2 separate regions of the Homo sapiens genome follow, and region 1 is linked to region 2. The links are chromatin loops, found by intact Hi-C in ENCODE. Cell type or tissue: mammary epithelial cell. All regions are shown on one strand. Each heading gives the region's core, and the rest is flanking DNA. Links, peaks and the distances in the headings are about the cores only.

Region 1 (9,027 bases), core at 383-8,382, 430 kb before region 2:
TCTGGAAGAAAGAGATTCTGTGCTAGAGAGAGAGAGAGCCTCCACCCTTGTACTCCGCTTACCTTTTGGGGCAGCCCGAGGCTGCGGCTCAGTGAGGGCAGCTATGGATATGCACAGTGAGGGTCATTCTGGATTCTCCGGCACCCTCTATGTGCCAAGGACTGTCTGAAGCCCTGGGAAACTGCAACAGAAAGGGCTGGGTTGGGTTTCAGTGTGTGTGGTGGGGGGTGCAGATAATCAACACTTCAGTAAATCAATGAATGAGATAATTTACAGTGGCACCATGAGACCACTGAACAGGGGATGGGATTGTGTGTGTTAGAGGGGCTGCTTTGGTGGGTAGCCAGAGAAGCCTCTTTTGAGGAGGAGATGGTCATATGGCAGAGGCAGGACTGAGGAGAAAGTGAGGGCCACACAGGATTTGGGCCAGAAAGCCGCAGGCAGAGGAGCAGCTGGTGCAGGGTGGGAACAGGGTGACCTGGCCTTTGGGCGAATTGGGGATGGTGGGTGACTGGCCGCCTTGTTTCTGTTTTCATCGCCTTGTTACTGCTTTTTCTAAATGGTTCCTCCCACACAGACATCTTTTACTTGCAGCTTCTGCTATGGAAGGTTTTGTCCACTGCTGACAGGCTGTGGGGAGTTCCATCCTTGAGTATGTTTGGGGCTTTATTTTCAGTCTGTGTTTTTGAAACTTGAGCCCTGACTTCCTCTTGTTCCTGACGCAGGCCTGAGAGTGCCAATTGGCTGTATTTTTTTTTTTAAAATGAACACTTATTATTAAAATTTTCTCTGGATAAATAAAAATTGTACTTGTTTATTGTATACAACATGTTGTTTTGAAATATGTATACATTGTGGAATGGCTGAATTGAGCTAATTATCGTATGCATTATCTCATATACCTATTTTTTGTGGTGAGAACACTGAAAATCTCTTTTCTTAGCAGTTTTCAAGAATACAATACATTGTTATTAATTGTTATCACCATGATGTACAGTAATAGATGTCTTGAATTTATTCCTCCTGTTTAACTGAAAGTTTGTACTCTTTGACCAGCATTCCTCTCCCATCCCAGCCCCTGGTAACCACTGTTCTGCTTTCTGCTCCTATGAGCTCAACTTTTTAAGAGTCCACATATAAATTAGATCACGTAGTATTTGTCTTCCTATCCCTGGCTTATTTCACTTAACATACTGTCCTCTAGGTTCATCCATGTTGTTGGAAATGGCAGGATATCCTTCTTTTTTAAAGGCTGAATAGTGTTCCACTGTGTACATGTACCACAATTTCTTTATCCATCATCCGTTGGTGGGCACTTAGATAGGTTCGATTTCTTGGCTATTGTGAATAATGCTGCTGTGAACATTGGAATGCAGACATCTCTTTGACGTACTGATTTCATTTCCTTTGGATATATAACCAGTAGTGAGATTGCTGGATCATATGGTAGTTCTATTTTTGATTTTTCTGAGGAACCTCCATACTGTTTTCCATAATGACTTTATCAATTTACAGTCCCACCAACAGTGTAACAGGGTTCTCTTTTCTTTATACCCACACCAGCACTTGCTCTCTCTCTCTCTCTTTTTTTGCTTATAGCCATTTTAACAGGTGTGAGGTTATAACTCATCGTGGCTTTGATTGTGTAGCCCTGATGATTAGTGATGTTGAGCACCTTTTTATATACCTGTGGGCCATTTGTATGCCTTCCTTGGAAAAATGTCTATGCAACGGTTCTTTTTGATAGAGATGTTAAATAAAGCAGTTCTGGGCAGAGGGAGATCAATGCAAGTGTCTATAACAGGCTGAGAGTTGATTCACTGGTGAACAGGACAACCAAGGTCCCTGCCCTCAGAGGTCTGAGCAATTCCATCATCAGTGACTAGATTGAACAGATAATCCCCTCTTACACACGTATATGCACACTTCAGCCTGGAGTGTGATGAGAGACTATGGACTATAATGCGTGTGTGTGTGGGGGTGCATCCTCTCCTTGGCCGGGGCTCAGGGAAGGCTTCCCTGCAGAAATGAGACCTACAGGCCCGGCATGGTGACTCATGACTGTAACCCCAGCACTTTCAGAGGTCAAGGCGGGTGGATCGCTTGAGCCCAGGAGTTTGAGACCAGCCTGGGCAACATGGCAAAACTCCATCTCTACGAAAAATACAAAAAATTAGCCAGGCGTGGTGGCACATCCCCGTAGTCCCAGCTACTCTTGAGGCTGAGATGGGATGATTGCTTGAGCCTGGGAGGTGGAGGTTGCAGTGAACCAAGATTGTATCATTGCACTCCTACCTGGGCAACAGAGTGAGACCCTGTCTCCAAAAAAAAGAAATGAGATCTACAGGATGAAGAGGCATTAGCCAGGGGTGGGTGCAGGGGGACGTGCAGAGGAATGGTGTCTTTGAAGACTCTGAGGCTGGAACAAAGCTTCATGGAAGGAATGAGAGCTGGAAGGACGGGGAGGACTTAGGCAGAAAGCAGCATAGTCCAGGCCACAGGGACCCTAGGAAAGAGGATGGAGGAAAGAGGATGACAATATGTTACGGGAAGGCAGGGATGGGTCTCTTTTGTGAATTACTTAACCCCTAATGGCTAGCAGTGTTGAGCAGGAGAAGGGACCTCTCGAGTGGCTGAGTGTGGGTGTCAGTTTTCCCTTGCTGCTGTAACGACCACAAACATAGTGCCTTAAGATAACACAAATATACTCCTACAGTTCTGAAGGCGAGAAGTCGGAAATCAGTTTCCCTGGGCTTTTAAAGTCAAAGCGTCTGCAGGGCTGGTTCCTTCTGGAGGCTCTGAGGGGCAAGTCGTTTTTCTTGCCTTTTGCAGCTTCCAGTAGCCACCTGCATCCCCAGTCTTGTGGCTTTCTGCTCCGTATCCAAAGCACATTGCTCCATCTCAGTTTCCATCATCACATCTCTTACTTTCTCTTCTGTGTCAAATCTCCCTCTACCTCCCTCTTTGAAGGACCTTTGTGATTGCATTTAGGGCCCACCTGGATGATCCAGGCTAATCTCTTCATCTCAAGGTCCTTAATTAAATTATGTCTGTAGAGTCCCTTGTGCCAGTTAAGGTCGCAGTCACAGATTCCAGGGATGAGGACGTGGACATCTTCTAGGGCCATGATTCAGCCCACCTCAGCATATAGATGAATGCCATTTTTATGGGAATCAGTGAGGCATGCTAAGCAGGAAGCAATGCCTTTTGCAAGCAGAGGTAGGAAGATCGGTCTAGTCCGTCAGCTGGCACTGGCCAGGCTCCACTGTCCATTATCCTCCTCACCTGCCCTAATCTTTCCTTTATTGCTCCTAAGTGATACCACGTAGCTTCTTCAGTCTCAAATCATCCTACTCAGACCCTTTTCTGACATTCAGAGCCTTCCTTATCCCACAGTTCTTTCTGTCCTTTTCCCTTCCTATCTGATAAATCCTTGTGAGTAGTTGACAAAAGAGTGCCTGAAGATGTCAGGGCAGAGGCTCACTTCTGGTCTGTCTAGTTGGGTGAGTCTGAACTTGAGGCCCCAGGGCTTATTGGAGGCAAACTGAGTCATGGAGAGGGAGAGTACAGTAAGGCCACTACCAAGGGCTGGCTGCAGAGGGTGCAAGGGTTGCACGGGTTTTGGGGTTGTTGGCTTCCCCAGAGGGGTTCTTTGTATGGTGTCAAGGTGCCTGTGGGCATTAGGTGACTAAAAGGACTGAACACGATAAACTCTTGGTGGCTCTTCCTGCTGCAGGAAGGGAATACTCCAAGTTCCCAGAGGAGACCACCCAGTGATGGAGTGAAGCTGCATCCTTGGCTCCCCTCAGCTCAGGACCCTCAGAAAGGACTTAGGAAGACGGGCACTGCCAGATACAGACGTCTTTCTGGACTCTAGGAAGGGGTGCCTTTTTTCTTTTCTTTAAGAGATAGTCTCACTCTGTTGCCCAGGCTAGAGTGCAGTGGCATGGTCATAACTTACTGCAGCCTTGAACTCCTGAGCTCAAGTGATCCTCCCACATCAGCCTCCCAAGTAGCTAGGACTACAGGTGCGCACTACTGTGCCCAGCTAATTTTTTAATTATTTTGTAGAGATGGGGTCTTGAACTCCCAGCCTCAAGCGATCGTCCCCTCTTGGCCTCCCAAAGCACTGGGATTACAGGTGTGAGCCACTGTGCCTGGCCAAAGATGCCTTTTTGAGGGCCATGAGGGGTTGCTGCTCTGGGTCTGGGCATTTCTCTGGAGGAGCTGCTTGTACAGCAATGATTGTCCCATCCCTCCTTTTAGTCCCACAGGTCAGAGTGGGACTTAGGACAGTGGGACAGTGGGACCCAAAACTTAAAGCCAGCCTGGTATTTCAGCAGTATTATCTGTTACCTAGAGAGAGGCTGATGCAGGGGTGTCTGGGAGGCTGGAGGGCTGCACCAAGGGTGGATGGCAGAGCCTGAGCCATGGGTCTAGGCCGCAGCACTGCCATGCGGCTGGGAAGATGGTAGTGTGTGGGTATAGTCATGGGTGTTGCGGCTTATCTGCACCTGCTTGCGTTCAGGCAGAAGCAGGGTAGCGTGGCATGGTGAGGACCATGGATTCAGTTCCAGCTCGGCTGCTGATAGCTGCATGACCTTGGGGAAGTTGCACATCCTCCATAAGTCCTAGTTTTCTATAACATGGGCATCCCTGATGTAGAGCATTTGTGCAGTTGTGTGTAAAGGATGTGGCAGTTAGGAAGCACCTACCAAGTGTGAGCCATTTCTGTTGTCATTGCCATGTATCAGCCAGCCTGAGGGCCTGCAGGGCCTGGCCTGGGATGTGGGAAAGCTTTCCAGAAAGGGAGCAGGAGATGGCGCCCTGTCACCTCCCTCAACTGGGCCAGAGTGTGGGGAGGCTGCTCGGGGCTTGCTCCTTCTGAAACACCCCTGACGACTGTCCCAGCAGAGGAGGGAGGCTGCCTTGGAAGCCTGGCTGCACTGTGTAGGGAGGGTACCCAGCAGAGGGCTGGGAGGTCTCCAGGCCCCTTTGAGCACTGACAGCCCATCATCTGACCTCTCCAGGAACCCACGAGAAAGCATGAGATGAACAGACAGACTTGGCTTGAAGCTCACTTCCTAGTTGTGTTACTCCTCAGGGCCTCAGTTTTGCCGCCTAAAAGATGGGAATCACGTCCCACTTGCCGGGTGCTTTGAAGCTCAGGAAAGATGAAGCATCTCTTTTAGAGGCCCTCAGGGCTGCAGGCACCATGCCAGCTCTTTCCTGTGTTACCTCCTTAACCCTCTTCAAGGAGGGCATCCGGGACAGTCCCTGGCAACTAGCAAGCACCCAACACAGGGCCCTTCTTACCAGGTGGCCTCTGAGGACCTTTCAGCCATGTGCCCCTGGGCTGCGGCTGGGCGCGGTCCTTGGGAGGGATGTCCCTCTGTGGTTCCTGGAAAGCCCGGCAGCTGGCTGCTTTGTTCTGGCCACTGGGTGTCTGCTGTTAGGACTGCGGGTTTTATGGCTGTTTCCTTGTGCTCAACCTTTTATAGGTGACCCTGTGTTTTTTGGAGCCACACCTGATGGGGGCCAAGGCCTTTGAAATGTTCCAGAGTCTTTATGGGCTGCAGCGGCATATGGTGGGTGGCCCAAGCTGCCTGACAAGGAAGGGGTGGGGGAGGGTGGAGGCAGGGAGGCCAGGACCTGCATTTCCAGGTGAGCCTGAGACCTCAGACGGATGTGTTGTTTTTCTAGTTGCCTACTTAGGTCTACTAATCTTTAGGAAGGAATGATAGCCTGGTTTATGGGATATGACATAAGTTTTTCTAAAAGGGACCTGAGATGAAGAATTAGGCAACTCTTTTTTTTGGGGGGCGGGGGATGGGGTTTTGCTCTGTTGTGCAGGCTGGAGTGCAGTGGTGCAATCATAGCTCACTGTAGCCTCCACCTCCTGAGTTCAAGCGACATAGGTGCACACCACCATGCCCAGCTAATTTTTTTTAATTAAGTAAATTTTTTGGGGGTAGAAATGAGGTCTCATTCTGTTGCCCAGGCTGGTCTTGAACTGCTGGCCTCAAGTGATCCTCCTGCCTCAGCCTCCCAAAGTACTGGGATTATAGAAGTGAGCCACTGTGCCTGGCCAACAACTTTTAAAAACTAAAATAAATATCATGCCTGCTGATTGTTTTTTCTTGAGACTTCTTTTTTTCTTCTCTTTCAGTTTCTGTTACTATGTCCCTCACTGTCCTTGACAAAAGAGGCTTTTTATGCCCACTGTGGGTTTTGCAGGTGATAGTTTAGTGTAGAATGGTAGTGAAAGCCATGGGCTTAGGGTCAGACAAAGCTTGGTTTGAATCCTGTCCCTACCACTGAACTGACTTGATTGTCACCTAGACTAGAGGAGCAACTCCTAGCATTCACTTCCTCGGGGCCAGGACAAGTTGGCATCCTGCTGCACACAGGGCAACCTGGAGAATCAAGAGAAGGCTGCCAGCCTCAGATGCCAGTGGCTCCCTAGGAAAGATAGTGTTAGTTGGTCCCCAGTAATATCTGGCCTTTATCACACACCTTTATGTGTCAGGCACCGTTGTGAGCAATTCACATTAGTCCTGGAGGCAGGAAATGTCATTAACCTCATGTTGCAGGTAGGGGAACTGAGGTTAAGTAACTTGTCTAAGGCCACACATGTAGCAAGTGGCAGAGGCAGGATTTGAATCAGGCAGCCCAATGCCAGTGTCTGCACTTAGAATCACTGAGAGCCATATTGCCTTTCTGAGGGCTGTTCTTGATCTGAGAGACTAGAGTCCTCTGTCAAGAGCTAGTACTGGGCAGCCCTGGGGGCTGGGTTGTGGGGTGTGGGCTGTGGAAGGAGTAAGGGAGGTGCTTTCTGCTGTGTAATGGGGCAGGTGGTTGGGTGTGAACTCGCCTGACTTACGGCCCCAGCTGTTTCCTCTTCTAACTCCTCCTCCCAGATGCCTGCCAGGATGCCAGAGGTTAGAGGGAGGTGTGTCCAATCATGGACTGGATCTGAGGTCCCTCTCCTTCCCTGCTTATGACACAAATGCTCAGACCCTGTTCTCCTGAAGGGACACAGAACCTGTCTCCCTGTTTGGATTGCAAGCTCCAGACTGCATCCTTGAAGTGGGACAACAGAGGGAAATCTATCTCAGCCTCATGATCCATGGACGCATCTCATTCAGTCCTGGGCTCCTTGCTGGCCCCTGGTGCTGCAGAAATCCATGGCTGAGGGGGTGGAGATGGGTGGGGGGGACCGAAGGAAGCTGTGCAAGCCTGACTCTGCAGGAAGTCCTGCGAACGCTGGCATTAAAAACACCATTGCCTGTTGCTTTATTTTTAGTGGTACAAGGAGCCCTGAGGGCACCAGGGGGGATGTGGGAATCCTATTTTTTGCTCTGTCTTGCTAATGGAACCTCTAGCAGTTTTTATGCCTGATTTGTTTCCCTCTGAAGTCTGTCATGCCTGCAGCCCCAGACTGTACTCTTCCTTGCACACAGCTCAGAGGAACATAGACGATGGTGTCAGCTGTTGGACTTGCAGCCCCACTTCCTGCCAGCCCCGGCTTCCCTGAGAAGGAAGAGGGCCGCCTCTCTTGTTTCATACCCTTCCCCATTCTTGGCTTGGTTACATTGTGCTTGTCAAATAAGCACTCAGCTCCCCTCTGAGATGAATGCATATTCCCGGAGGTGTCCCCTGGACATGCTCTGAGAATGTTCCCATGCTTGCTTTGGTTACTCAGAACCCCGAAATCCACGGGAGGGATGAGGGTGGTTGGCTGGCAGGAGGGGCTGCTGGAGGGCTGAACAAATGCCCGTGTGGGGTGCTGGTCTCCTATGGTAGGATTGCAAGGGCTGCTAGGTAGGACTGATATGTGCCCAGTGCCCAGGTGACAAATGACAGACAGCTTGTGGGGCAGGGAAGCACCTCCTAGTGTGCTACCTCCATATTCTTCTACACCATCAAATTTTAAAAACCGAGCTTTATTGAGGTATCACTCACATGCTATAAAATTTACTCATTTGCAGTGGTTTTTAGTATATACAGAGAGTTGTGCAATCATTGCTATTATTTAATTCCAGAACATTTTCATCAACCTAAAAGAAACAAACCCCATACCCATGAGCAGTCACTCCCCACACCCCTCCTTCCCCAGCCTCAGACGCTACTGAACTGCTGTCTGTCTGTACGGATTTGCCCCTTGTGGCCATTCCATCTAAATGTGCTCATACAATAGGTGGCCTTTCTGAGCCCGTGTCATGCTACAATAGTGAACCCCTATCCTATTCTATGACAGACATGAGAGTGCTCAGAACCTGAAGAGTTGGCATTATCACAAGCGCATCCCCGTCTCCCCCAAACCAGGCTTCAGTGCCAGGGCAGACATGGGAGACCTGGGAAGCCTGCCCCCAGATTTTGCTGTCAGGCATTGGTGAGTTTTGTGTCCCTCACAAGTGGGAATACATTCAAAAGACCCCTCCCACCAACTGGGATGGTGAAAAGTATAAAGGACAGTCTCATTCTCAGTGCCATTTAGAATAGGGCAGTTTTGATGAGGAGCAAGGTGAGTTTCTTAGGTGGTGTGGCTCTTCTCGAAATCAAGGGAGCTGGAGCTGGACTCCTGCTATATCCCTTGCTCAGAACTCTGTACTGCCTGGATCTGATCATTAGCAGAGTCTGCGCCACCTGCTTTGGCTCTTGGTCCAAAAAATTTGCTGTATCCTTGGCTTAGCTACTCTGTGTCCTTGAGGGCCAGGAGGTTGCCTTGAAGTCCATGTGGTTCCTGGTTGAGTCACTGACAAATAAAGTGGCCTTGGTGCTTACCAGGGCCCGGGGAGAGGAGACACCATGGTAATGACCTCAGACAATAAACAGACCATTGGGATTGGACTGTGGCCTCCAGTGTCTTGCTGACTCCTGTCTTGGAACCAAATGCAGAAGCTACTTTGTCCTGCAGCTGATGGGAATAAGCTGCCAGCAGATATTTTGGTGCCTAGATTATGAAAGGAGAGTCAATATGTAATCCACGGGTATAAAGGTCATCACATGGTCCGAGTCTAAGGC
Region 2 (9,027 bases), core at 706-8,705:
GCTTAATGAACAGAAGCCAGGATTACCTCGGTCTCTCTTTCTAACCTACCCATCATATTTTAAAGCACCGCAGGAGAAAACAAACCAGAACAGAATAAAAAATAAGGCAGCGGATGTGAGGACAGTCATGTCGGCAAGCAGCAAGACGCTGCTTATTTTAATTCCTGTCCCCACCCACCAACTTATTCATTTTGTTTCCCTTACAAATCCAAACCTCACTAAAATAAATGCACCTTGAAATGAGAGCTTTATCTTATTTTGAGATTTGAATAACATGCTCCAAGGAGAACTCATATGTCCGTCTGTCTCATTCTCTTTTGGGAATGTATCCCCAAGGTAGGTCAATGGGCTGTGCTGCCTCTGTTTGTGTGTATGTTTTTTTGTTTTTGTTTTTGTGTTTTGGAGTTTCGCCCTTGTTGCCCAGGCTGGAGTGCAGTGGTGCGATATTGGCTCGCTGCAACCTCTGCCTCCTGGGTTCAAGCGATTCTCCTGCCTCAGCCTCCCCGATAGCTCAGATTACAGGCACTTGCCACCACACCCAGCTAATGTTTGTATTTTTAGTAGAGACGGGATCGCCATGTTGGCCAGGCTGGTCTCAAACTCCTGACCTCAGGTGATCTACCCGCCTCAGCCTCCCAAAGTGCTGGGATTACAAGTGTGAGCCACTGCACCTTGCCTGTGTGTATGTTTTTGTTGAGGGTGATCTTGTAGGATTTAAAGAAGGGAGTAGGAGGAAAGTAATGATGCACTCACCAGCCAGTTTTCTAGCCCATTTTTATTACCTACTGTGTGCTCAGCACTGGGATGAGAGGAACACATGCCGGGCCACCCTGTATCCTACTGGTACTGTGATTTCCAACACCATCCCCTGTTCTTTGACTGATGAAATCGGCATATGATAAGGGACCATGGTCATTGGAACCATGATTGGAAAACTATAAACTTGATTCTATTGTCTGTATCAGAACTGGCCTTAGACCTTAAACCTTAAAACCTTCAGTAAACTCTGCTAGAAAATAGAAAAATGAGTTAATGCCCAATCACAGGGCAGTTGCAATGATGTAGGGTATCTGCTTATAAATATATGCCCAAAATAGTCCTTTTTTTGTGTCAGAAGGCAATAAAAACAGGATTATATAAAAAAAGCACAGGTGCTTAAAAACAACAACAACAAAAGGACAAAACATTGTTCCTGTTTGAGACTAAAGTTTCAATCTCATTTTGGAACCAAAATAAACACACATGCAGTGACAGCAGGTAACACTACCCACTATATAATTAAGCCCGTAATTGCAAGGTACAGGCTGTAAAGGCCATGGGAGTTCAGAGGAGTGAGAGCTCATGTGGGTGGGAGAATGAGGATAGGCTTCTGTGAGAGGCTGGGGCTCAGTGGAGGCTGCAATGATGGGCTAAGACAGGGAGAATGAAGCCTAGTATGTGTGGAGCATGGTGTGTACCCACAGAAGCTAATAACAGCCTAGAGAAGAAAGTGGCCTTGCTACTGGGGAGGATGAGGCAGGAGGACCCCTGAGCTCAGGTGTTTGAGACCAACCTGGGCAACATAGTAAGACCCTGCTAAAGAAAAGAAAAAAGAAAAGAAAAGAAAAGAAAGAAAGTCAGAAAGAGAGAAAGAGAAACAGAGAAAGAGGAAGGAAAAGAAAAGGAAAGAAGGAAGGAAGGAAAGAGGAAAGAAGGAAGGAAGGAAAGAAGGAAGAAAGTGAAGGAAGGAAGAAAGGAAGCAAGGAAGGAAAGGAAGGAAGAAAGGAAGGAAGGAAAATAAAAGGAAGGAAAGAAAAGAAAGAAGGAAGGAAAGAAGGAAGGAAGAAAGGAAAGAAGGAAGGAAGAAAGGAAGGAAGGAAGAAAGAGAGAGGCCTTGCTGAGTGCCAAGCATCAGCCTCACAACCTTGCAAAATGGTGTAGAAGTTTTCTATTTCCAAGCAGTTCTGTGGGTGAGAAGTCCAACATGGGTCTCTCCAGAGGCTCTAGGGAAGATTCCATGTCCTTGCCTTTTCCAGCTTCTAGAGGCCACCTACACCCCTTGGCTCATGGCCCCTTTCTCCACCTTCACAGCCAGCAACTAAGGGTGCATCCCCACCTTGCATCACTCTGATCTTGCTTCCTGCCATCTCTTCTTTGCCTCCTTCTTCTACTTTTAAGGACTCTTGTGATTACATTGGGCCCACCTGGATACTCCAGGATACTCTTCCCATCTCCAGGTCAGCCTATCAGCAACCTTAATTTGCCTGCTGCGTTCATTTCCTTCTGGCATGTAGATGACCATATTCACAGGTCCCAAGATTAACACAGACATCTTTGAGGGTCATCGTTCTGCCTACCAAAAGGGGCATATTATTATTCCCATTATTATTTCCAAAGAGGAATCTGAGGCTCTGAGGGGTTGAGTAACTTGCCAAAGTCAGAGCCCAGAAGAGGGTGCGCTGGGATCCGGGCCCCTGTTCAGATGTGCCAAAAGCTCTGCAGAGCCTTTTGGAGTCCTTTGCTCCAGGGGTCATTCACGGCCCTTTGGGGCCATGCTTCATGTTATTTTACAGCCTGTTAGGGAGGAGACCGTTGGGGAGAGCCTTATTGAAGCTCAACACCCTCCCACACCCCTCATTTGCATGGAGTGACATTTTTTTTTCTTTTCATGGGAACAGGTGAGTTACTAGACAGACTTGCCTGTTGTCTGTTGTTCTTACGCAACTTACTCTGAGGTTTGGGTGCCCCTTCCTGTGCAGCTGCAGTGACTGAGGGGAACATATTAGGTCTGCATAACCTCCACCTAGTAGCCCTCTTTTTTAGGAATCATGCTTTATTGCTTTCTGGAGTTTACAGAGAAACCCAAATGAGACCAAAGAGTTGTGGTGGTAGGCCACCATTTTCCTAAGGGAAGCGGTGGATGGGGTCAGCACACCACTCTTCCTTTTAATGGTTACCCCACCCAGGGCTCAGCTGAAGTCTCAAGCATCTCTCTGTTCCTCTGCTTCAATGGAGCATCTGGGCCCAAGGCCACCTGCTTGGCTGAAGAGCCCCGCCCCACCTTCAGGCAGGGTCAGGATGATTCTGTGAATCTCTGGACCTTCTGTTGACTGGCCTCTGCATTTGGTAAGAATAATCAAGAATGAAAGCTGTGGCCTGGTTTCAGTTTCCTGACATCAGTAATTTTCAGTGTTTGGGATTTAAACAAACACAAATAGTATGGTTTGGCCAGAGAGTGGAGGCAGACCCTGGTTGGCATCCCCATATGCACAGCCCTGCCTCCTGCCTCCCCTTTCCCTGTACTTCCTGCCCCAGCTCCACTAGGCTGCTAGCTGCATCTTCTTGCTGTCTCTGCCCTGTGCCTGGTCATGAGTAAGTTCCTGCCCTGACTCTGCAGGTTGTAATCCTTCTCCCCATTAAGGCACAGCTCTGACTCCAGCTCCTGTGTGCAGCTTTCCCATTCTCATCCATTGGAATGAATTCCTCTCTGACCTTTGTATTGTGCTGTTAGGATTCGTGCTATAGGAGCACCATACGCAGCCTGCTTTGTACTGACAGGTAGGACTGCAGCTTCCATGATAGCAATGTGGCAGGGACTGTGGCCCCCTTGTTTTTCGCTATGTCCCTAGTACCTGGAACAGTGCCTGACACATAGTTCATACTTGTTGAATGAATGAATGAGTGAGTCTTCTTAGGATCATGATAGTAAGGAACAGTTATTGATTGCTTATTAAAAGTAGGCACTATGCCCAGCATCTCACAGTCATTCTCTGAGTTAATATTCACAATAACTCGATGAGTAAATATTCATAGCCCAAGTTTACAGTTTGGGAAACTGAGGTTCAGGGTCTAAGTAAGTGGCAGGTCCAAGACTCAGGTTAGTCCAATTCTGGAGCCCATCTTTTAAAATGATTAGACCAGTGGTTCTCAAAGTGTGGTTCCTGGATCAGCAGCATCAGCGTTACTGGGGACTTGTTACACATGAGGGTTCTTAGAGCTCAACCGAGACCCAGGGATCAGAAACCGCGAGTTGGAGCCAGCAGTCTGTGTTTTAACAAGCACTCCTGGTGATCTCCAGTTTTGGAGCCACCGTACTGACTTATGCTGGGATGGTTCTCGAATTTTTATTAGAATCCCCCAGAGTGCTTTTAAAACTCTTCATGTTCAGGCCAAGCCTTTAAACCATTAACCTAAGAATCTCTGGGTGGAGGGTGTGACCTAGGCTCAGCTTCTTTTAATGTTTCTCAGTTGTGTCTGAAGTGCAGTCAGGATGAGAACCACTTGTATGCATCTCCTAACTTTCTAAACTTTACTGTGCATGAGAAGCACCAGGAGATCTTGTTAGAATGCAGTTTCTGATTTAGGAAGCCTATGCTAACGTCAGAGATCTACATTTCCACCAGCTCTCAGGTGTAGTGATTCTCCTGCTCTGTGGACCACACTTTAAATAGCCAGGCTTACCAATCCACTTAAAAATGGCCAAAACCACAATTACTTTTGCACCAAACTAATACACTGTGCTGTCCAGTATGGTAGCTCCTAGCCACATTTGCCTATTTAAAAGCTCAGTTCCTCCATCCTACCAGCTGTTTTTCAGGTACTCAAGAGCCCCATGTGGCTCATTGGCTGCGGAGCTGGACAGCACAGATGTGGAACATTCCATCATCATAGACAGTTCTGTGGGACCACGCTGCTCTAGAATGAGTCTGTGACAGCACACACCATGGCTTTTTACTTTTTGTATGCCCAGGACACTCTTGCACATAGTGGAAGCTTAGCAAATGTTTTTTGAAGTGATTTTGAGTGAATGGACCAATGGTAAAAATTCTATATCTAAAAGAAATAAATAACTTTCCTGAAGAAATGCTAGAGAAATCATGAATACACTGTTAAAAGGAACCCTCTACCACCCTACCCAAATTAAATTAAATATACTTAAGGACTCAGTAGGCCAAAAAGCACAAGAGACACTGGACCATGCTCCAGCTCCAGGACACACTACTCTGCTGCTACTGAAATGGCATTTTGGGCTCTGAAAGGAAAGGTCTCTGGTGCCCCCTAGAGGCTGGTCCTGCAATTTGCTGGATTTGTGAGCAATTAAGTAGCAAGGGGAGAGGGGAAGGGGGCCAATTTCATCATGCTCAGATGGGCAGTTCGTGGTTAGCAGTGGTGGAGATAGGCTCACTTTGAACTCCTATAAGCTATTTGACATCTGATAACTTGACTCAACCGCTATGACCAAAAGCACCCCTCCCCCAAGGGAGTTGCTTCTCAGTGACAGTGCCCGAAGCCTGGAAGGAAGGGCCCCTGAGTGCCCCCAGAGGTCACCCACTCCATGTTCCAGGCAGCTGACTTTCAACTTGGACATCTAGATTCCCTGAAGCCCAGAGCCTTCTAAGTAAACTGCTGTCTGTAGTCTGTGGGTTTCTTTAGAATAAGAATAGTGAAATAAAGAAAAGAAAAAGTATGATTTCCCTTTTTGGGCCAGGTGTCCTTAGGAGAGTGGGGGTTGGGGGGTTTGAGAGAAAGAGAAATCCAAAAGAAAAGTGCTTCCATAACTAGAATAAAGTTAGATGTGTTCATATTACACATATTACATATATGTGTATATATATGTATGTATGTGTATGTACATACAGTATATAATTGTCTCAAGTGCTCTTCCAAACAGTACTATGAAATAGGTGTCATTTGGGGGCCCATATTACAGATGGGGAAACTGAGGCTTCAGAAGGTTAAATAAATTGCTGAGAGTCACCTAGTGAGTAAATGGTAGAGCTCAGCTTTGATCTCAGGCAATCTACCTCCAAAGTCCATGTTACTTGATATGATACTATGCTGTCTCTCAAGCTACAAGTTAACACATTTTTAATAACTTACCAGCCTCCAAACTACTTTTTTCCCCCATGTTCACCAGTCCCCTCTTCTGAGCTTCTTGACCCATTCTATACAAGTAGCCAAATAAATAAAAACAATCCATGTTTTTACCATTAGTCCATGTTGAAATAGTATCATGCTAGATGTTATGGGCTGCTATGGTCTGAATGTTTGTATCTGCCCCAAATGTATGTGTTGAAATGAAATCCCAATGCCGTCGTGTTGGAGATGGGGCCTCTGGGAGATGATTAGATCATGAGGGTGGAGCCCTCAGGAATGGTATTGGTGCCCTTATGAAAGAAGCCCTTGGGAGGCTGTTTGTCCCTCCCACCATGCAGGGAAACAAGAAAGTGCCATCTATGGAGCAGAGAAAAAACCCTCCCCAGATGCTGAATCTGTTGTCGCCTTGATCTGGGACATTCCGGCCTTTAGAACTGTGAGCAATCAATTGCTGTTGTTTATAAATTACCCAGTCTAAGGTATTTTGTTAGCGCATATAGACTGACATGGGGCTCTACTCTTGGCTTGAGCTTTTTTTTTTTTGTTTTTTTTTGAGAAAGAATTCAATGGCAACATACACCTTATGAATAGCATTGCAACTGAATTGCTCTAGTGTGACAAGAAAAATGAACTCATTATTAAGTTCTGTCCCTATGATTGGGCTCTGAAGAAGGCAGCCCAGCCAAGTGGAATACTAAAAATTTGGATGTATTTCAGGGAGCTCATTGCTGTTCCGGTCGCTGCTATAGCTAAAACTGCTTCTAGAGAAATTACTCCTCTCCAAGAGATTTCCAATTGTGTTCCCTTGATATTGCTTTGTCAGGGACACGCTTTAAATAAGATGCCCTCCGTAAGTAGAGATTCTAAATCCTCATTGATTTGCATGGCTCTGTTATATGCCAAATTGGAAATACCATCCTAAAATGAATGTCTTCAAGGAACGAATTCAGCAGTAGGTTTGCATGGATGCCAAAACCTCTCCAGATGGCTGTACTTCATCTGGGGTATTATTGGAACAGCCTCCTCAGCAACCTAAATCTCTAGGACTGGACGTATATTTACCTTCACATCATCTTCAAAAAATAGATGCCTTGATTCTTTTCCATGAGACCAGGGCCATAATGGATTGACCTGGCTAGCAGATCAGATAGGGAGAAAATGAACACCTGAAACCAGCTCAGGGATTCGACTGCATTATTCAGCTGAACACCTACTGTGTGCAAATCCCTAGGTGCTAGGAGTGACCCAAAGATGGGGAAAACATAGATCTTGCCTCTATAAGATGTTAATAACTTAATTGGAGTGTCCTCTAGAAAGAACAGTAAGTTTATAGGAATTTAGAGGAGGAACAGATGGAGGAAAGTTGGCCATCCCAGCCCAAAGAAGATTTCAGGTATCTAAAATATAAACATGTTTCTCCTAGAGCAGGACTACTCGAGGTGCGGTCTGCAAGCCAGCACATGGCCTGGGAGCTTAATAGAAATAAAAATGTTGGAGTTCAACCCTAAACCTGGAGAATCTCTGAAAGGTAGGGCTGAGGAATCTGTTTTAACAAATTCTCCTGGTGATTCTTCTATGGGCTAAATGATCTTGGCAGTATGTTAGAATCACCCAGGAACTCTGACACGTCCTCCTGGCCAGACTGTATTTCTAACCAAGCATATGAGAATTGGGGATGAACTCAGTCACCAGAATGTTTTCAAGTTCTCTGAATAATTTCACTTGTGCAGCCACTGTTGAGAGGCCTGGCACAGTGGTGGTTCTTAAACCAGAGGAACATACCTGAATACCTGAGAAACTTCAACACACACACACACACACACACACACACACACACACACACACGCACACACACACACGCACACGTACTTTCCGAAATCTATTCTGTGAGGCTCTTTGGGTCGTGGTAAGGACAATTGCTTTGGAACAAGCACACTATGTATTCTAGATAGACCAGTGGTTCTCAAACTTTGAGTGCACCAGAGTCACCTAGAGGTCTGGTTAAATTACAGATTTGGGGTGTTCCATCCCCAGAGTTTCAGATTCAGTACACCTGGGATGGGGCCTGAGGATCTGCATGGCTAACACATTCCCAAGTGATGCTGCTGCTGCTGATCTGGGGGCCACACTTTGAGATCTGCTGGTCCAGCCCACGGTGAGGCTGAACTTGAATTCTAGTTGTAGCTGCTATGCAAGTTTCCAGGATTCTGGTATTAGAGTAAACCTTGCTATTTTGTGCTCCTAAATATCAGTATTCTTATTAATGTAATCCTTTATTTCATATGTTTTTGAGATTAAAATCTGAGTCATTTACATCTTGAGATATACTCATCCTATGATATTCCATATTACAATTTCAACTTGAACAGCAGAACCCTTTTCCCATAGCTCTTGGATCTTCCACTTGTAATCCCCTTCTAAGGTATTCCAAGTCCTTGGTTACTAGTAAGAATGAGCACCTTTGCTTGACTTTATTAGTCACTAGTATTTTGTCTAGAGCCAATTTGGTTGATATCGCTTCCTAAACTCTCTGAAATTAGGATAGGGTCAACTCATTCAGGAAAATAGATACAGGGTGTGTTGGAGATTAGGGAAGGAGAGGGGCGGAGGGAGGTCCCAGGCCAAATTTCTAACTCATCCCTAGAGTCTCACCTCCGATGTTCTCCCAGGGATGGAGCCTCACCTCTGACCTTCTCCCAGGGATGGAGCCTCACCTCTGACCTTCTCCCAGGGATGGAGCCTCACCTCTGACCTTCTCCCAGGGATGGAGCCTCACCTCCGACCTTCTCCCAGGGATGGAGCCTCACCTCCAACCTTCTCCCAGGGATACAGTATCTCAGCCCGCTCCTCGAGGGAAGGGCTCTCTTAGGGTCCAGCCTCTCTCCAATAGCAGGGTGACTTATTTGAACAAATCTTCTTTCCCAGTCATCTCACTTGCAGACACTGAGATGCCCAGGCCTGGGCCCAAGCCTGCTCATGAGAGTAAGAACAGATGATAGGTGGTGAGCAGAGCTCCATTTTTCTTTTTTTTAAATTTATTTTTATTATTATTTTTTAGATTGGGTCTTGCATTGTTGCCCAGGCTGGAGTGCAGTGGCACAATCTTGGCTCACTGCAACCTCCGCCTCCTGGGTTCAAGTGATTCTCCTGCCTCAGCCTCCCAAGTAGCTG

Evidence for each region. Hi-C counts contacts between places; a loop is a spot of excess contacts. Peaks named below come from ENCODE experiments on the same cell type or tissue, not always from the same donor. Only the 100,000 strongest peaks of a DNase experiment are listed, where the experiment ranks them.
Region 1: a loop joins it to region 2, with 13 times the contacts of the local background. A loop is called at or near these places in 5 of 110 quality-filtered maps.

Annotation. Positions count from the first base shown.
Region 1 is chr10:77,601,486-77,610,512 of GRCh38, reverse strand. All of the region lies in intron 1 of KCNMA1 (potassium calcium-activated channel subfamily M alpha 1), which reads left to right. Among named protein-coding and RNA genes, the nearest start is that of KCNMA1, 32 kb to the left of the region's middle. In mammary epithelial cell, for the core only: CTCF peaks have their summits at 3,594 and 4,827; a DNase peak (open chromatin) is centred at 3,512.
Region 2 is chr10:77,170,075-77,179,101 of GRCh38, reverse strand. The region is part of intron 5 of KCNMA1 (potassium calcium-activated channel subfamily M alpha 1); the gene reads left to right. Among named protein-coding and RNA genes, the nearest start is that of KCNMA1-AS2, 34 kb to the right of the region's middle. In mammary epithelial cell, for the core only: a CTCF peak has its summit at 5,040 (motif pointing left); a DNase peak (open chromatin) is centred at 5,021.